4 separate regions of the Homo sapiens genome follow, and all the other regions are linked to region 1. The links are chromatin loops, found by intact Hi-C in ENCODE. Cell type or tissue: dorsolateral prefrontal cortex. All regions are shown on one strand. Links, peaks and the distances in the headings refer to the core of each region. The heading gives the core; the rest is flanking DNA. Region 1 overlaps TCF4 (transcription factor 4). Region 2 overlaps TCF4 (transcription factor 4). Region 3 has its middle 11 kb from the start of LINC03035. Region 4 holds the start of LINC01415 (long intergenic non-protein coding RNA 1415).

Region 1 (5,000 bases), core at 1-5,000:
GTATTCAAAAACCATCTGATTACCAGATTAAAGTTCAAGGAGATATAGATTTGAATTTAAAGATAGCAGATATTTAAGAAAACCAGACAGAAGCTATTTTCCTGCAGTTGTGTTTTCTGTAGAAAAGAGTGTCCAGGAAGAAAAACCATAAACAATTAAGGTATTACTCTTATATACATCAGCATGTTTAGGATAAATCTAGGAAATTATTTTCTTACTTTAGAGGTAAGAAAAGAGTTATAGTTGGCACATACATCAGTTGAGTTTTTAACATGGCTACAATCTCTTTTTAGAAATATTATAGACACAACATTTCTGACCAAATTTGTAGAATAAGTATAGTTTTACAAATAAACTGTACTTGAATCAGAGACAAATTTTTTCACTGTGTGTCATTAGCATTGGGTCCAGATTCATAAATGCCAAAACAGTTTAGGCTCCAATAGAGTACAGGTATCTGAAACGATACTTTTAGTACTTCTAGAGTAGGCCTTTAATTTTCTTTTCAGCTGTAAATTTACCTGCCAGGAAAAAACTGAATAGTTTCTTCCCGTTCTGTTCACTTCATCAAAGTCCAATAAAGGAATTAAATGAAGCGACAGTATTATATACTGTTACCTAGATCTTGACCTAGTAATTGATTTGATATCCTTCTTGTCGTCATCTAATTTCTTGTCCTCCGAAGATTTCGTGTCTTGCAGGTTCTCATCACCCTCGTCATCGGATTTGATCTCAGAGCTGCCAGAGGAGACACTCTGCCCCTGTAGTCCTGGTGGCATGCCTGCCGAAAAAGAGAAATCAGGTGACATGTACACCACAATCTCACTGCCTGCACACCAGATTGCAAGGCTGCCAGCAGACAATTCATACTGCTGAACTGTGATCCTTCTGTCACTTTTTTTTCCCCCTGCTATCTGTTGAAGTTTCAAAAAATGCACCTGCAGAAACAAGTTTTCCCTGCATTGGCTCTAAGGTTAAATTCTATTTTGCAATCTTTTGGAGTAGATGGTAATTTCACTGTCTACAAAACATCAACTTAATTGCAATGAAAATCATAATCATGAAAATCACACAGCCAATGTTCTGATTAAGAACCCAAGTAAATATCAGCTATTATATTGAGTTTCTTCCATATGCAATGATTTAATAGAAAAATGTCCTTAAAATATAATTCCCAGGGAGTATGCTAAATATGTGCAGTCAAGACTTCAATAGGTACCCTAATGATATTCTGAAATTAGGCTTCTCTTATTCTCAAGAAGTAATCAGCATTTTAAAATGGTACATATGGAAGGCAGTTTGCTACTCATTTTAGAAATTTCTAGCTTTATCATTGCTCAACTTTCCAAGTCACACTGCATTTTAAAACACGACCCTAATGTAGTAATTTTTTTAAAGGTAGAAGCATATCTGTCAAGTATTCCTCTTTATTTGTAATCTGTGTATTCTAGAACCTTGCCACTCAAACTTTGGTCCATGCGGCCTCATCATCTGTGAGCCCATTAGAAATGGACAATCCCAGACCTACAGAAGTGGAATCTGCATTTTAACAAGATGCTCAGGTTGTGCTTATGTGCAGTTTGAGAAGCACAGGTTTAGGACAAAGAGGGCAAAATCCAAAGCCTCCTGATAAGAAAGGTCCTGGCCAGTTGTGGTGGTTCACACCTGTAATCCCAGCACTTCGGGAGGCTGAGGCGGGTGCATCACTTGAGGTCAGGAATTCAAGACCAGCCTGGCTAATGTGGTGAAACCCTGTCTCTACTAAAAATACGAAAAATAGCCAGGCATGGTGATGCATGTCTGTAATCCTAGCTACCCCCTGGGAGGCTGAGGCAGGAGAATCGCTTGAACCTGGGAGGTGGAGGTTGCAGTGAGCTGAGATCGCACCACTGTACTCCAGCCTGGGCGACAGAGTGAGGCTCTGTCAAAAAAAAAAAAAAAAAAAGTCCATAAAATGATTATTATTCATAAAAAATGGGCAGACATACCCATACATATAATTGACACTCAGATCTGTACAATGTTGAACAGCTGAAAAAATGCCCACATGTATTCCTGTGGCAATGTTATCATTTTTATATTAAATGTGAAGGGACTGAGAAGATGTTATCTAAGCGACTCCTAGTCAGCTGGCCAGCAATAGCCCAACTTCCTGGGGTCATGAAAAGCCGCTCGTAATCACCGGTATGAGGCAATCATTAGAGGGCTAGATGACTCAAGAGCGAAAATCATGCAACCAAGCTCCATTTTTTAAATGCACCTATATTTCCTTCCATCTTAAACAACAAAAACAATTTCCTTCCTTCCTATTCATTTGGAAATATCATTTTCAGGCCACAACTAACCACATTAGAGGACCTGAATGAGAAAAATGTGGAAATAGCTAAAATAAAATTTCCTCTCATCAGTCTGTGGCCTCATTCCCTGCTGATATAGGACCAGGATTTCAGAGGATGTTTGAGGAAAACAGTCCCTGGAGAAACACAATTAGCGGGCGAAGTTCTAAATACTTTGCCATTTCCTTACCATTTTTGTGCCCAATTTGATTCCTGGGTTTCTGCCAGTGCTTCTTGAGGGATGAACACCAAGAGGCTGGGTATCAACACTGGTCCTATTGTGAAAGTGAGGTCAGAAGTGCCCTGGTGAGGCCAACCTACCTCTGTAAGGGTCCTGGGGTGGGTTCAGGTCAGGGGAAGTCGCAGACTGGACAGGAAGCTGTGGAACCGGAACCTGGTTTGGCAGAAGAGAATGGCTGCCTCTCAGGGCCACGCCATCTTCACGATGGGTCCCCACCTGAAAGGGCGAGAGGAACCAGAGAGGTGAGCAGGAACCGGAGGTGCGACAGCTATTTCCAGAGGCCAAGAGGACCTGATGAAGGCTGGCTTTTCAAAAACCATACTCCCAAACGCGTTTCACTAGAGGGCGCTGAAGGACCGCACATGCACCTATAGTTCCCGGCGAAAACACTTAACACTCAGTAAGATGCCGTGCTGTACATTCAGTGACAAATATGGCAGAGTAGCTCAGGCAGGTAAAACGTCAAATTGCCTCCCAGGGTGCTGCAGTGGAGCGCACTGATTCGTACCCATCTGTCTTCTATCATGTCCGCCAACAGATCTGACAATTATCTTAATGCCCATATGCTTAATTGTGAGCTTCTCAATTCCCCCATTGCTATCGGAAATCCTACAGGAATTTCAATTTGGCATTCGACTTTCATTTCAGGGGATAAGATTCTCAGGCCTGCCATTTTTTTTTTTCCATAATGCCAGCTAAGCCTCTGACAGCGGAAGCTACAGCAGTATGGGACACAGCCTCTGCTTGGTACAAATATAATAAAATGTCACCTGGCTTTCCAAAACTGGCAGCCCATTCCAAATTAATGTTTACTGTATTTCATCAGCTGCTGAGTTCCAAATCCAAAGGGGGATGGTTTCTGCCAATGCCACCACACCGGAAAATGTACCAATAAAGGTTTTATTAAACACACCAGTAATGCCATCATTGCCATGCAAGGAAGGATGTTTGGACATTTTTCCATTTTTTTCCTCACTATTCTGACCCTAGAAAGACACCATATTGTAAATACTCTTTATGCTTCCAAGAATAAAATTATAGAGTACAGCATGATTACTTCATTAAAAAAATACTGCTGAGCTTTTTATTAACTACTACTATCGACTCTGGGGTCCAGAGACATTGAACTTGTGGCACTGAGACAGCAACTGCCTACTTCATAGCACATGCCTTCAAGCGAAAACATGAAGCATTTGTCAACTAAGAGGACAATCAGTAGTTCACATTTTCTTTTCTATTTCCAAGTATTTTCTTAGCCTATGGTTAAGTGAGCATTTACACAGGACGGTGGGTCTAAAACACAAAAAATTAACCATACATTTATACTGCTATGAATCAGGTTTATTTTTTTTTCCAGTCAAAAATATGAAACCAGAAAGGAGAATCATCACTCTTGTGTTACCAATATATTTTAAAAGGGTATTTCCAAAGAATGCATCAACAATAAGTATCTGAACCAACAACAAATTCACAGGACCTAATAAGCACATGCTATTTAAAGGCAGCCATGTATTAAGTATCACCTATAATATTTTGCTTTTTACTGAAAATATATTTAAGTAATTGATCCTGAAGTATGCCATTTTTATATTCATGTGTGCATGTGTGTGTGTGTGTGTGTGTGTGTATGCACTCCAACTTTTTTTTAAATTTTGGGTGGAGATGATCACATAAATCATATTAATTGTTTGGATTCAAAATACAGCAAGAATAAGACAACACTTGAGGCTTATGAGCCTCAGGAAGTATAAATGAATGTTTCAGCAGAGAGATGTAGGAAGTCCAGCACTGCTCCCCGGTGCCTGTGTCGCAACACAGAACTTTCTGAATGGTGGTTATTTGGCCTCTGTGGGGTGCTTCAAATGTACTGAGACTGATATCTCCCAAAGAAGCCCATTCCATTTTTACCACAAATTGGCCTCTTTGTAGATTTCACTCACTGATTCTAGTTTCAGCTTCTAGAGCTCTGTGGCGTTAAGTACAAACCTTTTTTTTTTTTTAAACATATTCAACCCTGTTGCCTGCCACACCACTCCTTTCCTCTGTGACTGAAGTCTGCTCTCTTATAGGCAGACCACGCCCACCTGCTCCAGCAACCATTTGTAACTCACTCTCTTATATATTTTAATTTTTATTCAGAAGCATGATAGCTATTTTCCATTGAGGTTTTGATTTGCTATTTTTATATTCATGCATTAGAAAACGGATTCAATCAATGATTATCCTTTCAATCTAAGATGTCAACTTGTAAGCATGAATTTTTACAGGCCTTGATCAAATGGTGGCTCTTTATGTCTGTCAATCAATATAAACCTAAATAATTCTTCGTGCTGATTCATATTTATTTGTATTCCCAATGGATCTAATTTCTTGAATTTCTACAAAGGATGACTCTAAGTCAAAATCACTGAAGGTAACCACAG
Region 2 (5,000 bases), core at 1-5,000, 150 kb after region 1:
TTGTCTTCCTAAAGCAATTTGAATCTTTCAAAGTGATTAAAAAGGACATCACAGCTTTAGTCAGCATTGAAACAAAGAAGTCACTTAGTCACGTAGCCTTTCTCAGTTAAAAAAAAAAAAATCTTGCTTCCTCCCCTCAGAATTGTATTTCATCACCTATAAGATGCCACTGAATGTCAAAAACATCATTATCTATTTCCTACCAAGAGAGGAAAAAAGTTGCCAATTGAATTGGCATACCATAAATTTCTGAGATGTTGAAATGTGAAAAAAAAGTCTTAGAATTAATTAAATATGGAAGCCTATGACTTTATCCATAGTTTTCCCAGAATGTTACCCAAAACCATCTTCCAAGGGGAATCATAAGCACGCAGGTGAGTCATGTGTTTCACCTGACCCAATCCTCTCACTATCCTGATCACCTTGTTTTAATACTAAAAAAAAGGAAGTCATTTATCATCTAATAATAAACATAAATAAGAAAAAAAGAGTTAACAGAAATTAAATGTGTACTTCTCAAATGCTTTCTGTATTTATTATTCCCTTCAAGTACAAAGAATTTCTGTCTTGTATGTGCTATTTTGGGAGTATGTTAAATATTTGTGATATGGCTAAAGGCTACCAGGGCATAGTCTCCTTCCTCATTACCTATTCTGATAGTTACAAAACCCTGAAGCTAGAAGGAATCTCATACACTATATAGGCCAAGCCTTCATTCTGCAGAGGCAGAACAGAGCTTTAAGAAACAGCTACTTAGGATTTGAGTTAGGACAAGAACTCAGTTATCTGACCTAGTCTAGGAGGTCAGAACATTCTGCTGAATTCATCTATTATAATCTGTGAGCAACAACTTGGAAAAGGAGTTGCCTGAAATTTCTCTATCTACTTGCCTGAAATTTCTCCAACCAGTTTAATGACGCTACCTTTCGCCAATACTATTCCTCAAATAAGCCCACATCTGTAAAACACTAGAGTATAAACAGTCTGAAACAAATTACTCAAGGCTTCTCAGATCTTCTTTTTCACCCAGGTTCAATGATGAAGGCTTGCTAAGTTGCAAATCATCAGAGGGGAGAACAATGCAAAGCAAAGAAAGAGTAAAAGCAATTTATCCAATACCCACACACTGTCCCTTTCTAAATCAAATGTTCAAATAAATGCAAAGATGTATTTTCCTCCTGATAAACCTAGGATACCACTAAATCACTTCCAAATATAGCAAGCACCCCCATCCTGCAAGCACAGGTGACTCGACCCACACAAAGCCAGCTTGTCTGCATATTGTACCAATCCCAGTAGATGCTCAAATAGAGCTTCATTTGAAGACACTACGACAAGGCAAATAATTAAACATTCAAATTCCCAAGCTGATATCTGTATAATAAACAATCTACCCATCACAAAGTCCACCTTGATATCTCTGGCTTACAGGAAATGTCCCAAAGAGGCAGTCCACGTTACTACGGGGTTGGCCATACATTCCATGCTACTGCATAAGAGATTCTGGAATCTTACGCTAAAAGGGCAGTGTCAGGCCTGGCGGTAAAAGAAAAAGAGTAACCCTCATCCAAACTACACACATCCAAAGCACTACTGTCATTACACAAGCCAAATCAGACATGAATGATGTGACCCAGCATTCAGGCTTCAGTGTAACCCCACCATGAAACACTGGGTCTACCTTGAAAATGAACTTCTCATCCTCTTCCAAGTGCTCAGATGAACTGAAACCCCACGAACAATCACTACCAAGAAATAGCACTTCCTACTGGCCTGACTCTTCTGACAGAGAATCTCATGTCTTCCTCTACTAAGAAAGACTCACAGTCACCTTAAAAAGTGACTTTTTGGTCATTACACCTCAGCCCAAGATGGTCAACGGGTTAATATTCTTTTCTGATCTCTTCAATTATGCTGCCTAGAAGTCTGAGGGTTGGCAGGCAGGGCAACCTTGTCAGAGCTGCAGAGAGCTCTGCAGATGTCTCTGTTGTGTTCACTCAAACTGAAAAGGAGAAAAGATGGCCCTCTGACAACAGACAGCTGTCAATTAGATGGCACGCTCACACTCAGTAGGCCAATGAGCGGCAGTGGAGGTGACAAGTGCTTGGCTAATCAGTGTGCCTATAAAAAATCACAGCCCTTCCCTGCGCCACTCACACCAGCACATGAGGTGACAGCATGTGTCGTCTTCAACTGCTCCTGTTCTCCCTACCCCCAGTGTCATCAGTACTGTGAGAAGGCTCAGGTCAATGCAATATGCCTAGAAACAAAAATCAGACCAACAAAAACTGGCATAGGGAAAGAAATCCCTGCAGCAAAATCACCCAAAAAGGGAAATACATTGATACACTAACCTATTCAGAGCTGGTTCACATTGATACTGAAAGAAGACAACCCATTAGATGCTGTTAACAAAAATACTATCAGAAAAGAAGAGCCAAAAGAAGAGCCAAAGTTATCCATCCACCTGACCTTTTTCCCATCCTCCATCTTGTCTTTTTCTCCTCTAGCCACCAGGGGGCACTTTGGGGCTAGCTCCTTGAGGACACTGGAGATTCTGAGCTTTCACAAGTACCTCAATATTGGCGGTGGGGTCAGTGGATGGGGATGGAATGAATCAGAAAGTAGAGCTAAAGGAGAAACCTAGGGATTCTGTAGAGCAGAAAGGTGAGTTCCCAAAATCTTCAGCTCAAATATACCCCTCTAATCTAATCACTAAATGCTGAATTCACTAAGAAACTACCCGAGCCCGACAGATTTTTACTCACTAATGACAAAAAACAACCTCTCTTTCCTCTTTCTCCCTCCCCCTTACCCCCTTTCTCTCTTCCTCTGCCCCCACCCCGTCTCACTTCTCTATTGGTTTCTAAAAGAGCAGCTGATTGGAAGTAGAGAAATCAGGAAGAAAAACAAGGGGTGGCAGGGGGATAACTGGTAACTATAGAGTCAAATTTGTGGCTATCCACCTGCAGCACAGAGACAAAACAGCATCAGCCTGTTTTAGATAAAGATGAATTTGAACAAAATACAAATACATTTAAACTTGACCCTGATTTAGTTGGGAACTTGCATGGCCATTCTATGCCCCAACTACTTTTATTCAACTCTTCTTCTTCACCTATGCCAAATAAGAGGCCAATCTGCCTGCCATACCCAAAAGAAAACCTCCAAATGTTTTTCATAAAATAACTTTTTTTGTTAGATGGTTTCTCTCTTGTCACCCAGGCTGGAGTGCAATGCACGATCTTGGCTCACTTCAGCCTCTGCCTCCCAGGTTCAAGTGATTCTCCTGCCTCAGCATCCCGAGTAACTAGGATTATAGGCGTGAGCCACCACACCCTGCTAATTTTGTATTTTTAGTAGAGATGGGGTTTCACTATGCTGGCCAGGCCGGTCTCGAACTCCTGGCCTCAGGTGATCTGCCCGCCTAGGCCTCCCAAAGTTCTAGGATTATAGGCATGAGCCACCGCGGCCAGGTAAAATTACTTCTAAAAGACCACTGAAGACTAAAAAGGTCAAGTGGAAAGGTAGATATCAGGGATTAGAGTCCTTCATCTTTTGCGAGTCAATGAAAGAATTCACAGCAAAGTTCTGCTCCAAGGCTTGTCCAGCCCTGCTCAAGTTCTCAGGGCCCTAGAGGCTCCCAGTTTCAAGGCAATCAGGCCATCGCTACTGGGTGCCAAAGCTGCAGAATGTCCACACGGCCACTGCCATCAGCTCATTCCTGGAAGACAAAGCTGCCTTTCTTCAAGGGAAATGTAAGGAGCCATTCAATCTCAATCTGCATTCATGACCAACAAGCTGGAGTAGTGCCAGAACAGAGCCTGAGACTGGCCACCAACTCTCCAACATCAACACCTACACCACATTAGTCAAACCAGTACAGCAGGCCCTACTCCCAGCGCCTCCCAGGTACCTCCAGAAGCATGCTGGGTCCCCACCCAGGGAGTCCCCACGGCTCCGCTGAATGACTACATTGCCAGAATGCCAGGCCAATCTGCTGAGTTCATTAGGGTTTGGGACACACCTGTTCCCTCCTTTGCCATGACTCTTTCAAAGCTATAATACCATCCACTTAGACCCATGGACAGCAAAATACGCCAATATCACACAGCCATGGACATTCAGACCATTTCGTATTCTTTACCACCATTCCAGCTAGTACTAGAATGGGTATCTTCTGACCGAAAGCTTTTTCCCTCTTGTGCACTCTTTCCTAAGCATAAAAATCCAAGGAGCACAATCATAATTTCTTGGTCAAATGCCAACTTGCAATCTACAGTTTTGTAGTTTTTCTCAAATCTCATCAAGTACTAGTTTATTGACTACAACCTTTCATTGTTAATTAAGAAAACAATGCTTACCACAAAAAATAAAATAAAATAAAATTCAAACAATACAGGAGCATATCAAGGAAAAAGAAATATGTTTCAATATATGAAAAGTAAGGAGGTCATTCCAAGCAGCCCTACTCTTCCCCATGCACAGCCTCATAGCAGAGATAAGAGCAGCTCCCGGAGTGCTGGCTACTCTGCTATCTCCTTAACCATCTGAATTTCTCTTTCACCAGTTGAAAAACCAGGAGGGCTCAACCCTCTGTCATTGAGTCTCCACTGTTCCTGAGCATTTCTGGGGAGACTGGAATATAAGGGGTGCTCCAGTTGAGTAGTAACAGCAGCCACATCACAGAGCCAAAGGAGGCACTGGTTTGCCAATGTGTCCATTTCCTCTTAAAGACTCGGATACACACAGGCACCATTTTTACACTAGAACAGAAAAAAGAGGGAGAGAATCATTTCTAGAGAGGAGGAAGTTATTATTAAGAAAAAGCCTGGGCTATAGAGTATTAGGACTGTGGAAAGGTCTGACCACCCATCCACCCTTTGAAAGTCAAAGGGTAGTTCATGGGATCCTCCCACTTATGGCTCCAAAGTTTTTAATCTCTAAGTTCATTCCACATTTTCTCCATGGAACATGATATAGGTGTGGGCTCATGCTTC
Region 3 (5,860 bases), core at 404-5,403, 140 kb before region 1:
TACTTATTTGAGAATTGACATTGTTTAGTGGTAGCTGAAGTCATCAGAGCAAGTAAGATCCTCAAGGAGCATGTGTAGAGAAAGAATGAGAACAAGGACTGAAAATTACAAATAAATCCCTGAGGACTATGAGCTATTGAGGAAGTGAAAAAAAAAAAAAAAAGAAAAAACAGAAAAAGAGAAGAGAAACATAGGGAACTTTGAAGTAACATATACTGAAGTTAGAGAGGAGAATTTTAGGATAATGTCATCCATTGTCAAGCTGTAAATGATTATATAGTTTAAATGAGACAAATACTGTAAGAAGAAAATTAAGAAGCCATTGGTTTCCACCCACAAAAATTCAGAGCAGATGATAGTGGTGTTAGAATATGATGGGGATTTGGCAGGTGGGGGGCAAGAGCCAGATTGCAGTGAATTGAAGAGGGCAGGAAATATGGGAAAATAGAGACAGGATCTGAAGGCTCTTACATGATTTCCAGGAAGCATGTGTTTTGAGCCATGAATTCAAACACCAAACACACTACCACAAAAGGATGAAACAACAGGTACCAAGTGAAAAGAAAAAGGTCACATAGGAGTTGAGGGCTAGAGGGTAAGCTCTGTGCATCTAGAGGCCATGATTTATGTGGCCTTTGCAGGGCAAGCCTCATGGGTGTGCAACCTGTGCAGTCACACAGGACCATATGTTTAGAAGGGCTCCATGCTTGGTTTAATGTTCTGCTGTCAGTCACCATCTTGAAATTCTTAATGATTTTTGAACAAGACATTCCCATTTTTATTGTGCATGGGGGCCTGCAAATTATGCAGCCAGTCCTGGGCCTCTGAATCTCCTGCTTGGTCCAAAGCAAAACTGATTGGTATATAACTTAGGTGATCTACTGATCCATGGATATGAATATGTTCAAAAATTGAGCTCATTGTCTCTTTTTTATTTGTTACGCTAAGAGTACCCAGACCCAATTTTTCCTTTAACAATGACATAATAATTCATAACATGTCTTGACCAATTACTACATGCAAGACATTGTTCTATATACTTTATACCTGTTAATTTGTGTAATCATTGCAACAATCCCATAAGTAGGTATTATTGTCTCTATAATAGTAGTAGTGGTTTTTATTGTCATAAAAACACCTACTCATTTAAAGATGAACAAATGGAGGCAGAGCATAGTTAAACAACTTATACAATTCAGAAGGGGTCAATCTGGAGTTAAAACCCACACACCTAACTTCCAAGTCTGTGCACTTCACCAAACCCTTTCAGTCTTTATTCCCAACTTTTCATTCATAGTGTTAGATATGTTTTTGTCACCTTTGTCCCTATTTACTTAACATAGTCCACCACCTGAAACCTGCCCTGTAGAGAGCTGCTGCAATGCTGCAGGAAGAAGACATCCTTCTCCACATGAACCTTCAAAGACATCCTGTGTGAGGGCTTAGGGATCCATAACCTATTTAAAAGTCAGTGGTCAGTGCATACATCTCTCCCACATGGGAAATAATAAGAGCATTGTGACGTGGGCACAGAACAAACATGGTCCCATCCTATGGTCTTTTTCCTGTCCCCTTTCCCTTCCCACTACTCACATAGTTGAGTATCACCAGAACCTTTACTCCTCTTCCAGAAGGGTTGAGTTGAGGTTTGCATTTAGCCCATTCCTCATGCATCTGGTTGAACATTTGGTCACTGTTCAGAGAGAGTTGTACAGTGACTTCTCTCTCCCAGCCCTCCTGTTTCCTCAGATGGTTTAAGTAAGTGAGATCACCAGTAAGATTTGCAGCCCGAGTTCTGCTAAGAGGGTCTATCAGCGTGTGTCTTTGACACAAATCACTGCAGATATAAAAGAATAGAGATGGGAGAGTGGACTTTCAACTTTTCTTATCACTGGAAGTTTTTGAGGAAATGAATCTTTGGCAAAACCCAAATATGCAAAACAATAGAGCAGTATTATAGTAAAACAAATTTATTCCTTCAAAGCTTTGTCACTATTTACTCCCTATGAAGTCAGCCAAAGTGGCAATGGGAGAATGTCTAGAAACATAAACACTGTTAGTGTTTGAGTGAAGTTTGTAGATAGCAACGTAAGACTTATTCAGCATCCATGTGATGCTAATCACGTATTTTTAAAAATTCTGGAGCAGCAATTCAAATTTTAAAATGTGGACTTCAGACTATAACAAAAGATCTCAAGTCCATGCGGAGGAGAAAAATGACAAAGTTCCATACTTACAGCTGTCTTTCCGGGAAAGGTAAAAGAACCAAAATGTATTGGACTTGACAAAGTGCTAGGTAAACAAAGCCATGAGGATTAAGGTTTAGGCTCCAGTGATTAGTAGGGAAGTACAGGATAATAAGCACAGCAGGATGTCCCTCAAGGTGCTTCAGACTCCGGCTGTGTTTATTATCCCATATCAGTATGGAAATCTATGCCTGACTACATTTATGGTGTCATTTAGAACTTTAAAATAGGCACTTATTCTCAGAAAAGGGTTACTAAATTATTCACCCTGTAAGGTTTTCTTGATTAGCATAATTCCACCCATTATCTGCCTTATCAAGAATACCTTTCCACTGTAGGGCATGTGCTCCAGAGAGACGTTCAGGGGTACAATTTCATGGCGTCACGTCAATCCTGAGATACCCACCTTTCGCTAACTTGAAAATAAAATCCCCTTTTATAATTTGCAAAGTAAACTTCTCCAGGTTGACACTTTTCCTGTTGAGGAACACAGTGAGGGATAATCTGTATATTCTTCCCCTGGTTTTCTGCCAAATAGTTTACTTTTTTTATGACCTTTGATGTTAACTTTTTACTTTTCAAAAGGAGAATGCATGACTATCAATGGGCAGAGCCTTCATGTGGAATTTGGGATTTTTTTCATAAGTGCTAAGAAGGCTACGTAGAGAAGCAAGTGTGTGTTTAACTAGAAATGGGGTGATCAGAGGGAGAAAGGAGGCCATGGGGGTCTCATCACTTAACACTAATGGTGCCTCTTCCTGGGAGCTTTTGCGTACTCATGCCTTCATTTCTTTATGCTCATCCATGTCTCTTAAGCACGCCAAGAAGTTTCTGAGCCCACACTAGATGGCAGCATGGTTTACTGGTCATGTGGGCAGAGCCAAGGCCCCAGCAGCCTGAGCCCACATGATGCTCATCCTTGCTTTCTCTCTCTCTCTGTCCCTCTGTCTGTCTCTCTGTCTCTCTCTCTCTCTCACATGCACACACGCACACACACGCACACACACACACACACACACACACACATCTTCTAAAGGGTCCTAGCTTTTCCAATGTCATCTGCAACTCTATCTGGCAAAGTGGGTAAGAGTTGGAAAATCCCCCTGCAAATTGAAGCCATCCCTTCCACTGCACTGTCGGTTTGTCCAAACACTGAGAAAGGACTTTAACTTTGTGCAGCCCTGTTCCTAATCGCATCATCTGGATATCTGTGGTTTCACAAGGTGAATGAGGTCGCAGTTGCTTTATGTTTACTTTGTGAACACCAAAAAGGTCCTTTCGGTTCAGTCCACGCAATCTGCACTCTGTGTGTGTTTGAATCCAAATGCTTCTCTTTCAGAATTGAATATTCCATTTTAAAATGCCTTCCAGTTGCACCCAGGTTCAGCGTTCCTGTCTCAAAAGGAATGTGGAACGGGACCTCTACTCAGAAAGGGAGTGCCCATTGCAGTTTCAAGGGCTGAAGTAGGGGAATCTGACCATAGCATTTGAGAGCTGAATGGGAGCTTAGAGTACATCAAAGTCAGTCAATCTCATTTGACAGATAAGGAAACTGAGACCCAGAAATCTTGACTTGCCTAAGGCCACACAGCTCGTTAGAAACAAAGCCAGGACTGGAAAACTGGTTTCCTTATACTCTGTCCAAGGCCTTTCCCATTGCCCCAGTTGTGATTTATAGAAAGTCATAAATATAGAGCAGATGAAACCCCAGAGCCCTCAGAGCCCAGCTGGTTCACCCCCTGCCTACCCCACCCCCAACCAGCTCCATGAACCTCCATCCAGCCACGCTTGGACCCACCCATGTGCTCCATATCTCTGCCGCCAAAGTCCTCCTCCATGGCCAGGAAGGAGGAGGGATAAAGAGAAAGAGAGAATCGATATTCGTTGGGAAATTGGATTGCAGATACAGAAGTACTGAAATATTGCAGTACTTCCCTTGGCATTTCCTCTTGACCAGAGAAGGAAATACCAGAAATCTCATAAGCGAACCAATTTGGGCAATTTTTTTATACTCAGTATTCATACATTTCACATTTTTTTTCTCCAAACCTTTGAGTACTAATTCAAACCGTCCAGCCTCCAGGCCCCCTGGAGATTCACCTATCACTAAATATTGTTGATTTGCAAAACACACGGATTCTTTTTCTAGAACAGGCTCCGCTTTCATAGCTTTCTTCAGACGCTGAGCCTTTTCCCAATTAAGCGATGGCCCAGCTTCTCTCTGGTTAGGATTACAAACAAACACCACCACCCTTCTGCCTGGGCTCCAGTCACCCCTCCCTTCACTTTGACACATGGTTCTTTTGATCTCAACCCCAGACCATAGCAACAGGCTCCTAATTACTCACCAGCCATAAATCATGGCAGTAATGTGCTCCTTGCTAAGGAAAAGTAGTATTGTTGAGCCATCGGAGCCTGGAAAACTGGGTGTGTTTAGTGTTTCCAAAAGCAAAGCAGTCAGGGAAGGAAGGCAGGAAGAGAAAAGATGCTTTAAATGTTTGTAGAAATAGTTGCTTTGATGTTGAGCCCTCTCCCAGAGGAAGTCAAGAGTCTGCAAACTAAGTCTATATTTTTTCATATTTGGAGAGGTAATAAAATCCATAAGCCCTGCTAGAGGCAGGTGTAAGCTGGGCCTCCTAGAGTGAATACAAAGGAGATGTCCAAGTACTCAGAGTAAGCAGCACAAACATGCTTCTTGCTGTCTATCTCTTAATTTTGTTAATTTAATTTTAGTCACTCACTTGCATGGGAAATCTTAGTTCCTTCTTGTCCTTATGGAATAGTGGTTAATCTGGTTAGGTTTGACATTTTCACTGAGAAACTCTCTGGGAATCCCAAATTATTATTATTTATTTTAAGAGACAAGGATCTCCCTAGGTCGTCGAGGCTCGTCTTGAACTCCTGGACTCAAGTGGCCCTCCCACTTCAGCCTCCCTAGTAGCTGGGACTGCAAGTGTGAGCCACTGCACTCCCAAATTATTTTTTAAATTTGACCTGGACCAGGATGTGCTACTGAGTCTACACAAAAACCAATAATTCTAGTAAAACTGGTCAATGTTGGTCTGATCTGGGGACAGGTCACATGAACTCATTATCATCTTGCTAATGAGGTTTCTGGGTTTAATTGAACTGGAAATCATTCTTTTTAAATTTCAGGATGAGAAATACTGTATAAAGGCTAAGAATAACATATGGACATCCTTCCATTGGTCAATTCTCAGAAACAAATACAAAATATTATGGATTTTTTAAAAATTTAATTGTGTTAACGTTAGACATTCTACTTGGCTGTAACATACAGACAACACTGTGCTGGATAAAATTGTGAGATTTGTCTTTATTCAACAAATATTTATTGAAGATCTACTTTGGGCTAAATCCTGGGGTTATGACAGCTAAGAATTCAATAGCAGACAAGATTAATGTTATTTTTGCTTATATGGTACTTACGTCTAGAACAGGGTTGGCAAACATTTTCTGTAAAGGGGAAGATAGTAAATATTTTAGGCTTTGCAGGTCATACAGTCTTTATCACAACTTCTCAACTTTGCCTTTATAATAGGAAAGCAGCCATGGGTAATACATAAAGAATTAGGCATAGCTGTGATGCAATA
Region 4 (5,860 bases), core at 406-5,405, 550 kb after region 1:
TCTGCCTAATTATATCTGGTAGCTCTATCAGTTTAAACAGAACCTTATTAAAGGAATTTCAGCACTTTTCAGTTTTCTCAAATTGTCACACCTTTCACCAAACCACTTCATAGATAACAAGAAAATTCACGGGCTTGTCTTTCTTTGGGCTTAACATAATTTCCCCACTAATCTAAAGATCCCCCCAAAAGTTAATTAATTTCTCAGATTCCCTTGGTAACTAATCGAGAGTTTAAAACATTAATTCTCAAAGAATTTTTGACTCTTTAATCAATTCTAATTCTGTCCTAAGTAGCTATATGCCCTCAGGCAATTTACTTTGGGCCTCTGAGATACAAATTTCTTGTCTGTAAAAACCCGAATTAAAAGTATCGCCCTTCCTCTTGGGTTGTGGGTAGAATTAGATGAGATAATGTAAGTAAAGTTCTTGATACATGGGGGGTGGGGGCGGGAGGGCTCAGCAAGGCACACCTTATTTCACACGTGCCTCTCCTTTGCATATTCATGTGTCCTCTATTTAAAGGCCAGTGTGTCATACTAAGGGTTTTCTCTTTCTTTTTCTCCAGGACACATTATATTTCCTACTCCTTAACTCTCTTCTAAGAGACCTTGTTTGTCAATCATGTACTTATGCAACTTCTCCATTCTACATTACACTGAAGAACAAGACCTAACAGGATTTGATAAAACCAGTAACAGAACACTCTTCCATCTCCCTATCCACTTCCCCCTTCCCCTCCCCCCAAAACCAAAACCAAAACCAAAAAAACCTTACAAACAAACGGGGGGAAAAAAACCCCAGTGTGACAGAGAAAACCCAAAAGTTATCAATTCAGTAATCTCCATTTAGTGTTAAAAAAAGAATGTCAAAAGGGTAGCTTGCAAGTAAGAATAAAAGAGGTTTTTCATGACCAGCTTTTCCCATTCTCTATTATCCCTCAGCGGCAGCTTTTGGTGTCTCTGGTACGAGGCAAGGTGTCGAGGGGGGCCATATTAACCCCCTGTGAATGCCTGGCCGATAATTAACATCTTGGGTCCAAGAACCGATACAATGAGCTGGGGGAACGGAATCTTTCTCAACCAGTAATAGGTAATTGAACGCTTTTGCTGATTTGATTATAAGGAATAACTCTCGGTGATCAAAACCAAAGCTGGGTTAAAATCCTAAAGCTGGGGGACAGCTGAAGCACCCACTTCACGACTTAACGTTTCAGGAATATGAATTCTATGTTCAGAAAATTTCCCCACACTCTTCTTCGCTGGCACATTCACTGATGTAGAAAATGCCAGGAGCCCCGGGGGTGTGATGTTTCCGGTGGATAATGTCTCCCGTTCCCTGCCCCGGGGCCCAGACAGTTGGTGCTTAAGCGTCTACAATGTAGAGTTTCCTGCATTTTCCTCGGGCCGCCATTTGTCTACTTGTCCCATCCAGGACATCTCCCTAAATAATCTCTAAGTGGAAAAATCACGGTCCTCTAGGAGATTTATCCGGGAACGAACGTGCGTGGGGCAGTTCAAATTCCTGAGCTCAGATTTCGTTTCCCGCGGTCAGATGGTGCGGTCGGTGGGGCCCGAGGGATGCGCACAGCTGTGCCTGAGAGGTGCTGCTCTCCCGCCACCGAAGTCGCTGGGAAATTCTGCTGCACTGAGACATTTTAATGTCGGATGTTCTAATCCTGCGGGCAAAAAAAAAAAAAAAGTTTGAACCAGGTACTGGGCTTTTGTCACGGTGAACCCCACCCGCGCCCCGCGCCGTCCCTTCATTCACTCAGGCGAGGTGGCTTGGATTTGCACCTCGTTGAAGAAGCCTCCCATGCGACATCTCCGCCAGCACCCCGCGCGGACTTGGCTGGGCGGCGGCGGGGAGTCAGCTTGTCACCGCACGGCGGCCGGGACCGCAGCCCCTGGGTGCGCAGTGCGCCTCTCGCTGCGCCCTCCTAGAGCGCGGGTCCCGTGCCTGTGCCCGGCGCGACGCGATCTCCCTGCTAGTCGGGCTCCGCGTGCTCCCCGCGCTTCCCGCAGCCTCCGCGCAGCCCGCAGCGCCCTCCAGCCCCGCCTCGCGGCCGCGGGAACCCGGCGCCTGCAGCCCCGCCCGGAACCGACCGCCAGGCGCTGTTGCCGCCGGCCACGCAACGCGGGGCCTCTGCCTGGCACCAGCCCCAGGTGCCTTGTCTCGGGTCGTGCTGTCGCGCGACACTGGGGACCCAACAGGCCGCCGGCTACTCAGCTGGCCCCGCAGCTTCCCTGCGGCTCAGCGGCCTCCCACCCAGGAGAAAACCACATTTGATGAGAGTTTTGAATCAAGCCGAGCGTTCCCCCAGATGTTCAGCTACCTCAATTTCTAATGATTCCACAATCCCTTGTGATTCATCTCTTTCCTCCTAAGGGTTGCCAATGGCTCAAAGTTTAGACTTGGGATATAAAAAACGCTATTCACAGCCTTATTAGGAGGAGTAGGTGGGGAAGGGGAACTGGATACTGAATGGATTTTTTAATCTACGGAGAAAAATCACTCAACTGAGACCCGGCCTCTTTAATTTTCCTTTCTGAATCTCAGTGACTTCCTCTATAAAATAAAATGCAAAACAATGATATCTCACCTGCGTCAGAAAGTTGGTCACATGGTCTCATGAAGTCTCTTTCAAGGCTAAGATCTCTATGATTTTGTGATCAGTAGATTGAAATTTAAGATTAGAAACAGGTTATTTCTTGAAAGCAGTAAATGGAGGGCATTATGTGTGAATCAAGTACCAGAAGCAGGGGGTCTTTGTCTCTCCCTCTCCCCAGATGGGGCAGGGTCTCCACACTCTGAAATGTTAGTGTCAGTAACACATAATCAGGAAGTCGAATATGCGGATTATCTAGTCCTTTAGGATTCTTTGCACCATTGATTCTTTCCACTAATATTGATAACCCAAAGTTAATGACATATTGTGAGTTTCTCTTCTTTGCCTTCATGTTTTCAATCCTGGAGACAGAAAAAGGAACTAATTCTCTTCTTTTAAAACAAAAACAAAAACAGAAAAAATCAATCCCATTGATCAATGTGGAAAACCAAAGACCCAAGACTCCCCTGTGCCAAATCCCTCCCATGACCCTCCACTGTGATTCAAATTGGAGTGTTCTGGAAAATGCCGGTTCGAATTGCAAGGAGGCAGAATCAATCTCTCTCTCTCTCTTCAAAGGAGACACAGGCTCTTCTCAGGGACATTCCCTTATGTCTTTTTGATGCAGGAGGTTTAAGAGTCTCCATCTTAAAGCCCGCTGAGTTGGCTGAATGCTGACTTTAGGTGCCCACTATGAGCAGTGTAGTGCCCAGTCCTCAGAAAGAATCTAGAGTATTTTTACAGAACGAATTGCCTTTGTTTACCTTTCTGAATCATTTCATGCATGTTGTTGTTTTTGACCCACCCTTTTGCTAGGATACAAGAGCCAACCTTCTGTAAGAGGGGGAGAAAAAGAAGGAAGATGTGTGAGCTCCCCCTGGTGCTTTCCCGCATTCAGGCCAACTGAAAGGAGCTGCAAGGAAACACGTCTACACAGGCATCAGGAAAAAGAAAATATCTGGATTATTTCCTTTAAAAAGGCCTGTTTCCATGCTGATGGGCCTCAGAGCAAGACTTCCAGGCTTCGGGCCTGAATTCTGTATGTCATCTTAGGAGGAATTCTTGCCTTGTCAGAGAACGTGTTTCTAAAACAAAATTTCAAGTGGGGGATTTGCCAAGCTGTCCTGCGGACAGGATTACTCTTGGAATCAAACGGGATTACTTTTTGTCCAGAATTGTTCCCTTTGTTAGGCTAGTTATTCTTTGACTGAATAATTTTCACACACTTCTCTTTGTATGTGTTGACAGCACAAAGATATCACAGGAATCTGGTACCAGCCAATTTGACTGGTGGTGACTTTAATTCCAGACAATATCTCCTATCCTAATAATAACCTGTATTCGTAATGGCCTCTTTAACACTGGGGGTCAGGGACTTCTGTGGACTCCAGTCATCTGTGAAGATCGTCGGGGAGATTTCACTCAGTCTATTCAGTATATCCAGTATAGTGGCCTGAAACAATTTATCAACGTGTAGTCAGTCAGTCCTGCTCTTGGTCCATACAGTGGAGAGTCTAAAAGATGTGTGAAATACATTCCCTACCTACACATGGGCAAATCACTTAAAGGAGCAAACTTTAATGTTCACTAACATAGTTAAAATGGATGGGCCAACATTATCATGGTTCTTTCACCTCCTAAGTAAATGCAAAGCTTTTCTTCACTCCATTTTGTATGTGTAATTTTGATTGAGTGGGAATCTTGTAAAGCCAAAAATGGAACTGAAAGCCCACTCATAAGACCATAAGTTTTTTTTTTAATTTTTAATTTTTCTTTTCAGGCAGGGTATTGCTGTGTCGCCCAGGCTTGAGTGCAGTGGTGCCATCATGGCTCACTGCAACCTCTGCCTCCCAGGATCAAGCGATCCTCCCACCTCAGCCTCCTGAGTAGCTGGGACTTACTGTTGTGCACCACCACAGCTGGCTAATTGTTAGAATTTTAATTTTTATTTTTTTGTAGAGACAAGGTTTTACCATGTTGTCCAGGCTAGTCTTGAACTCATGGACTCAGGTTAACCACCTGCCCCAGCCTCCCAGAGTGCTGGGATTACAGGCATGAGCCACCACGCCTGGCCAAGACCATAAATCTTAATTAATCTAGTTCATAGTCTCAAATTCATTCTACTCTCTGATTTTTATTTCTCCCAACTTACTGTGTGCACGCACCCCCCCTTTTTAATGACATTTCTCTGATTTGCACTGCCATCCTCTCTCCTACTTCAGTGATCCAGCATCCACAATTCATTTTGTCATAGGTGAGGCTTACCTCTTTCCTGTCAGTTCTTCACCTGTACAGATTGCTTCCTTTTCTCTTTTTGCACTTATTGTTTGCAACACCCAATGACTTCTTGTAGAGAGCCCAATTCTGTAGTTGATAAAACCCACACATGCACGTATGTTACATCTGGCTCGGAATTGGAAGCTCCATGGAGAAAGGAAATGGCTTTTGTTTCTTCAGTATCTTCACACTCCCAAATGTGCTGATATCTTTAGTCGTTCTTAGCTAAATGAGTCAATTGAAATAATAATCTGGAGGGATTTTTTTAAATCTCAAAAATTTTCTAAGTCCCATGTCTCTTAAATGAAAAATTGTCAAATGAAGGAGCCATTTTCAGGATTTTAATTTATGTATTAATGGTACTCTACTTCCACCCCAAAAGGATTTAAGGTGAGCTTAAAATATTATGAAAATAAGATAAGATTATTAATTCCATCCATGCAAGCTCTAAAATCTTCTATTTCTAGATACTAATCTAAACAATGAAGAGGTTATTTTTTAAAGACAAAAGGTGTGCTTTATAATATCTCTCATTATCATGTTAAGAAAAAAAACCAAAAACACAGATAAAAAATTTCAGAAATATTTTTGCGTTTTCTTTGCATATCATACACATACACACACACACATACATACATACACAGTCACACTAGAACTGTACTGGCAGTGAACATAGGTTGTTTAAAGTATAGCTATTCAACTGTCATATAAAGTGAAATCTATATTTTCTCTCTCCCTATATGACTATATATTTAACATCTCTATGCATATGTGTGTGCATACATATGTATATGTTATATACACACACTCCACATTATTATTTCAAAGGGGATTTTGCTCCTTCTGGCTACCAGCAATAACTAGTCAATATTTACACTCTTGAATATCGATGACATCATGCATACACAGGAAAGCTGTGGAAAACATCTCCATTTTCAAACAGAGTTTTAATTATTTGTAAAGACTTCAATTGTTCA

Evidence for each region. Hi-C counts contacts between places; a loop is a spot of excess contacts. Peaks named below come from ENCODE experiments on the same cell type or tissue, not always from the same donor. Only the 100,000 strongest peaks of a DNase experiment are listed, where the experiment ranks them.
Region 2: a loop joins it to region 1, with 3 times the contacts of the local background. A loop is called at or near these places in 4 of 110 quality-filtered maps.
Region 3: a loop joins it to region 1, with 4 times the contacts of the local background. A loop is called at or near these places in 19 of 110 quality-filtered maps.
Region 4: a loop joins it to region 1, with 8 times the contacts of the local background. A loop is called at or near these places in 56 of 110 quality-filtered maps.

The regions. Positions count from the first base shown.
Region 1 is chr18:55,231,891-55,236,890 of GRCh38, forward strand. It overlaps TCF4 (transcription factor 4), which reads right to left. Exons shown (of 20, transcript NM_001083962.2): 16 at 2,658-2,793; 17 at 619-781. Among named protein-coding and RNA genes, the nearest start is that of LINC01929, 110 kb to the left of the region's middle. RefSeq lists an enhancer at 2,768-3,062. In dorsolateral prefrontal cortex, for the core only: CTCF peaks have their summits at 2,925 (motif pointing right) and 3,125; a DNase peak (open chromatin) is centred at 2,921; H3K4me3 peaks cover 731 bases; H3K27ac peaks cover 5,000 bases.
Region 2 is chr18:55,382,223-55,387,222 of GRCh38, forward strand. All of the region lies in intron 6 of TCF4 (transcription factor 4), which reads right to left. Among named protein-coding and RNA genes, the nearest start is that of TCF4-AS1, 68 kb to the right of the region's middle. In dorsolateral prefrontal cortex, for the core only: a CTCF peak has its summit at 2,503 (motif pointing right); DNase peaks (open chromatin) are centred at 2,108, 2,533 and 3,749; H3K4me3 peaks cover 823 bases; H3K27ac peaks cover 5,000 bases.
Region 3 is chr18:55,093,386-55,099,245 of GRCh38, forward strand. No RefSeq gene overlaps it. Among named protein-coding and RNA genes, the nearest start is that of LINC03035, 11 kb to the left of the region's middle. In dorsolateral prefrontal cortex, for the core only: a CTCF peak has its summit at 3,071 (motif pointing right); a DNase peak (open chromatin) is centred at 3,116.
Region 4 is chr18:55,778,355-55,784,214 of GRCh38, forward strand. It overlaps LINC01415 (long intergenic non-protein coding RNA 1415), which reads right to left and starts at 3,371. Exons shown (of 2, transcript NR_145452.1): 1 at 2,601-3,371; 2 at 1-1,676. The region is part of intron 2 of LOC105372130 (a long non-coding RNA gene); the gene reads left to right. In dorsolateral prefrontal cortex, for the core only: CTCF peaks have their summits at 2,089, 2,295 and 3,495 (motif pointing left); DNase peaks (open chromatin) are centred at 1,427, 1,967, 2,177, 3,497 and 1 weaker place; H3K4me3 peaks cover 2,367 bases; H3K27ac peaks cover 3,527 bases.